Linked DNA regions of Homo sapiens: region 2 is linked to region 1. The links are chromatin loops, found by intact Hi-C in ENCODE. Cell type or tissue: K562. All regions are shown on one strand. Each heading gives the region's core, and the rest is flanking DNA. Links, peaks and the distances in the headings are about the cores only. Region 1 overlaps LINC02506 (long intergenic non-protein coding RNA 2506). Region 2 overlaps LINC02506 (long intergenic non-protein coding RNA 2506).

What was found. Peaks named below come from ENCODE experiments on the same cell type or tissue, not always from the same donor. Only the 100,000 strongest peaks of a DNase experiment are listed, where the experiment ranks them.
Region 2: a loop joins it to region 1, with 2.2 times the contacts of the local background. A loop is called at or near these places in 1 of 110 quality-filtered maps.

What each region holds. Positions count from the first base shown.
Region 1 is chr4:32,103,628-32,106,558 of GRCh38, reverse strand. The region is part of intron 1 of LINC02506 (long intergenic non-protein coding RNA 2506); the gene reads right to left. Among named protein-coding and RNA genes, the nearest start is that of LINC02506, 110 kb to the right of the region's middle. In K562, for the core only: no CTCF peak of the experiment used is centred there; no DNase peak of the experiment used is centred there.
Region 2 is chr4:32,000,691-32,003,621 of GRCh38, reverse strand. The region is part of intron 1 of LINC02506 (long intergenic non-protein coding RNA 2506); the gene reads right to left. Among named protein-coding and RNA genes, the nearest start is that of LINC02506, 4.8 kb to the right of the region's middle. In K562, for the core only: no CTCF peak of the experiment used is centred there; a DNase peak (open chromatin) is centred at 1,411; H3K4me3 peaks cover 803 bases.

The sequences.
Region 1 (2,931 bases), core at 339-2,838:
TTATTAAAAATCCTGCCTGTTTCTTAATCTGTGTTTTCAGCTCAGCAGCAGAAAATGCAAGCCTTTTGTTGTCAGCCATTTCTGCCACTGAAGATAATAGCAATGCTTGGTTAATGGATCAAGGAAAATAAAATGAACCCACCGAGTTCTGTTTTATTTATTCTGTTATGATATTTTATAGCATGCAATTTCATTTATGATACTATTTATCATTAAGTAATATGCCATAAGTGATATGACAGGGCTTGAAATATTGAGAAAATATAATATTTTTATATTTTGTTTTAACTTTGAATTTAGAGATGGAAATGCTAAGGCAACTGAAGGTAGAATTTTGGGGGGATACCAGCTCAAACAAACTGTAAGGTTTTAGAGAAAAAAACTTATTCTCAAATCCTTTCCTTTTAATAACCACATTGTTCATTAAATCAAATGAACAATTTAATTTTATTAAATAGAATTTAATTTATTTAAATAAAATAATTTTATTTTATTTAAATAGAATTTAAATCTATTTGCTAAAATAATACCAAATATCAGTGCTACTTTATGCCAAAACCAATTTTCAAAATATTCCTCTATCATTATCATTTTAAGATTACTAGGATTTCAATATATTTAAAGTAGTTTATTGTTTTCACTTTGTTGTTCACATGAGCTAACAGAAAAATCATTATTTCCTTACAATTAGCACTCTATGTCTCCATTCATGTTAATTCTCAAATTGCCTAGTTTGTTTTTACATGTAATTCACATTTGTAAAAATAATAAATTTGGCATAGAGGTAGAAAGTTCTAAAATTTATACAAGTGAAAAACGTCATTAACAATACAAACATTTGTTTTAGTCTTCTTAGTTGATCTTTTTAAACTCCCTTCTCTCAATATTTCAATGCTGTTAAAAAAATAAGAAAGAAAGGAAGCAAAAAAATAAATAAATTTTGTGGTTGAAAAGGTTATAAGCAGAATAAGAACGTTCTGCTTCTCATCTGAGTTGCCCCAACTAACCTAATAATTTTTTATTTTTGTCAAATCGGAAGAAGATTGGAGGATAGCTACAAGATGCTTAATTTTGATAAAAAATATGAAAGAGATTATTTCTCTTTCTGGCCCTCTCATTACACTTTCAGAGGCAACAATCCATACAAGATACTGTAAAATCCAACCCAGAAGGTCATCTGCTAAGTTTATTTTAGGGCTGCTGTGTTCACTTTTAATGCTATTTTCATAGAACTGTTATAAGAAGAAATATCAAAGACTATTTCTACTGATCCATCAAATGCAATTATTTTTATTTTCTACTTTTCTGGATCCCCATTCCTAATTTGAATATGGGAAACATATTACTACATTTAAAGGCTATACGGAAAACTAACCGATACAAGAAACCAGTGACAATTGATACCTATACTAATCACGCTGCGGATTGCATTCTGGACATAATTCTTCTCACAATAAAAATTAAACTATAAATTTCATCCAGTGTCTCTAGAATAGTATTTCACATGATGGAAGAGGAACAGTTATAGAAGAAAAGAACATGTATAAATGGGTGCATCCCAACTTCAACAGCCCTGTACTTCTGTCCTTATTTTTTTCCTTTAATTTTTGCTACTAGATGCTGCCTTAGCAATTCAGACTTACAAGCAATATAGCAGGGTTTTGATGCGTTCTCTTCATCCCTCCTAATAGATGAAATTTTTGACTGCATGTGAAAAGAAAATGTTAGAACTTTAGTCAGATGTTTATGAAAAATTTAGCTGTGTTACCAGTGGAGGTTGTCCAGGTTCTTGGTGTCTTGAACAAGGAACTGGACCTAACACAGAAACAAAGCAAGGAAAGAATGAAGCAGCAAAAACAGAGATTTACTGAAAATTAAATTACACTCCACAGGGTGGGAGCGGGCGTGAGCATAAAGGGCTCAGGAGTCAGGTTACAGAATTTTCTTGGGTTTAAATACCCTCTAGAGATTTCCATTGGTTACTTGGTGTACGCGCTATGTAAATGAAGAGGATAAAGTAAAGTTAAAAAGTCATTTACTTGGTGTACGCCATATGTAAATGGAGAGGATCTTTCCTGTCATAGCTGAAGTGTTTCCATTTGATTTAGTTTAAGAAGTCAGCGTGAATTGGCCTTATGTTCTCCGCCTCCAGATCCAACTCCTGCCTCAGCTGGAGATATCTAGCAGACAATTAGATAGGTGACTCTGCCCTAGATGACAAGAGTAGACCAGACTCTAAGAAAAGCAATACCTCAAACCCAAATTAGGAGTTTCTAGTTGAGAAAGTTGCCATGAATCAATACTAGAGATAACCCTGAGCTGGGGGCACATTAATTGTGCCTCCCCAAGCAAACCCCCATTATGTAAATGAGTCTTTGGGTCTTCTGGGCAAATAGATCATAATTCTCACATGTCTTATATTCCTGTAAGATCTATTTGTTAATAAGTATGTGGCAGACTGAAGAGGAAAAAAAAGAAAGGAAAAAAAAGGAAAACATTTGGCACTAAATTGACTTAAAGGAAACCAAGCTCCTGCAGTCTGAGTTTTTACCGGTTTTGTTAACTGATGAGCCTACATTGGGGCTGAATAAATACTTTTGAAAGAGTAAATATATATTTAAACTTTGTCATTTATTTAGAAAATTATCTTTATTTAGAGAAATATATTGATAGCCACTAACCCACACTTAATAACTGTAGTTTGTCATGTTTTTTAGTTTTGTTTGTTTTCTTTTATGGCTAACTTTAGAGCATCAATTAAGTGACTCTCACTTGCAAATTAGTTCAAAGAGATAAAGTGAAAAGAAATATACTGCCTCATAATTATAGGCTTCAGTTAGTATAACTGGGTTCAGTAACTTAAAAAATCATCATTTTGGCCAGGCGTGGTGGCTCACGCCTGTAATCCCAGCACTTTGGGAGGCGGAGGCG
Region 2 (2,931 bases), core at 205-2,704, 100 kb after region 1:
TACCTTTTAATAATATTACACTAGGGATTAGTTGTCAGCATATGAATTTTGGAAAAATATAAACATTCACTCCATAGCAACTAGTAAATAAAGATTTATTTATTGTTGGCAGTTGCTTTTTTTACTTTTTTTTAAACCCGAGTTATCTTTCTCTGAGTTTAGCTTTATTATATATTTGTTAAATGTATTTTAAAAATGTTTTCCTAAGATAGTTTGAATTGAAGGTACACTCTTTGGATTTCTTGCATATCCTTAAATATTTTTCACTCCGATAGGTGATAAATTTCTAGACTACATAATGGATTCTTGAGTTGAAGTTCACTCATTTAACAAGTCTGACTGTGCTTATCTAATGTTTTCCCATTTTTCAAATGCTTTCCCATTTTTCAGGAGCATTCAATCAACCTGTCATTTAACAAATATTTATTGACCTTATAATTTCAAAATAAATGTGTATTTTAATTATTTATTTAGTGCCTCTTCTCCCTTATTTTGTTCCCTCTTCCTAAAGCTTCTATATTTTGCCTCAGTAATTCAAATAAGGATATTGTCTTCCTATATGAGCCTATTGTTTCAGATACGTTCAAGGCAGAAAGTATTAAATTGAGAAAGTGAACCAGGAAGCCAAGAAAGTGAAGAAATAAAGCAGAGTTAAAAACAATATCAAGACACATGGAACAGACAGAAAGAAAACAGTTTAATATACTTCTGACATTTATTGGAAACAGCATTGCCAAGGAAACCATGAATCTGAGCTTAAAAAGTTTTTGATTGTGACAGTTTAACTTCTAGAAAAATTATCAGACAACCAAACTTGTACCATCAAGAAGTGGGCTATAAAAGTTCTTCAAATCCCAGAGGAGCTGCACAATACTTCCCACATATTGCTTTGGATTTAGCCATGCAACATCACAGTCAAGGAAGAATCTCCCAAAACTGGGGCCGTGAAATACATGGACAAGTTAGTTCCTTCTGTCAGGTAGAACCGGGATTTAGTAAAGACATTCCCTCTGCTGCCAAGGTGAGAGGTCGCCACAATGACTAAGCAGGATTCGATTATTCCTAAAAACCAGGCAATGCTGGGTGTTTCCCATTTTAATTAAAAACAATGTTTTGAATGGGAATTATGACTGTGGATATTATGTCCCTATTCTAACAACATTGCATATTGTACATGTGTTTATGTGTGTTTATATGTCAATGGACAAGGGGGAAAAGAAAAGAATTTCATTTAGAGTATAGATACATTTGTTTTAGAACAGATAAAGGAGGAAAATTATGGATACAAAAATACCATAGGACAACAATACATCTTCTTTTTCTATGGCCGACGAAGAATCATAGGTTTTTGCAGAACTATGATATGATCAGATCTGACCTTTGGGGAGACTTATTTAGAAGCTGTGTGCACTAGATATGAGTGAGAGGAGCCTGGAGAGCTGTGTGCACTAGATATGAGTGGGAGGAGCCTGGAGACAGACTGTGAGCTAGCTATCTTTAAGGCAAAGTGTTAGTTATGTATCTTAATTTCTAGTCTTTCCCAATAAACAGTTAAAGATGACCTAATATTCTGTATTCCATGAGAGAAATCAAGATAGTAATATGTATCTAAAATCTGTGTTCTCTTAGAATAGTACAATTGTTTACCTTTATGTTGCTTCAAAATTATTTAACTCGTACTTGAATGTCTATAGCTTTATCACTCTAGCTATATCACTCACAAACTACATAGAATATGTGCATTTTCATTTTCTGGCTCTATGTATGTTTAATAGCACTTTTTAAGAAAAATATATTTTCTTTTTTATTATTATTTTATATATTTTTTATTTCAGTGGGTTCTTGGGGAACAGGTGGTTTTTGGTTACCAGGATAAATTCTTTAGTGGTGATTTCTGATATTTTAGTCCACCCATCACCCAAAGAGTGTACACTTAGGTTGAAATAGCCCCCTTTAATTTTATTTTATATTTTTGCATTTTGTGGAATTTATAACTCATTATTTCCACCTTGTTCTCATTTTACAAATGCCAACAATTTCTTTCAATTTTTGAATTATTATTATCAGAAAAAATGATAATACTTCTGTTCTTCCACAGGTAGCAGAATTTTATCTTGGAATGAATATGGATGTTGGTGTTTGTCTCTGCTCTACTTATCTATTCTTGCTTAACAAACTTCTCAAAATGTAGCGATTTAAAACAGCTATGTTTTGTAGCTCATAATTTGGGGAGCCAGGAATTCAGGCAGAGCTCAGCTGAGTGATTCTTCTGTGCATTTGGTGTTGACTGTGTCACCGCGATATGTGGCTAAAGACTAGGCTACTCTGTAGGCTCTGAGACAGCTCCACACACATGCCTGTAAACTTGAAGAGAGAGTAAGAAAGCTGGTATCAGATAGGTGCATCTTCCTTTAGGTCTCAGGGCCTCTCTAAATGTTTTCTCTGGCAGGAAACCTGGTTAAGTTGATGTTCAGCTTTCCAAGAGTAAGTATTTCAAGAGCAGGGAATAGTAGTAGCTCTTGTAATCAGGGCCTAAACACTGGCAAAGCATCACTTTCACTGGTTAAAAAAAAATCATGGAAACCAGATTCATGGTGAAAGGAAATGGACTTCGCCTCCCAATAAGAGGCATAGAAAAGAATTTGTGGCATCTTTAAAGTATCAGTGTCAGAACTGTTAGGTAATATCTTCAGCAGCTAACTAGCTTTTGACATTGGGTGACCAGATTATAGTTTCCTTAATCCATAAAAGAATATAATTTACCCATGAAATTGAATTTTTCAGAGTTAAATCACAGCAGCATACTACCTTTCCCAGAGAAAATGCTCAGCGCATCTCGAGTTTTCTTCCCATTGTCTTCACTCTATCTTATGCAGGCATTATCTTAACTAGATTATTTTATTTTCCTTTTCTGAATTTCTACAATTATAT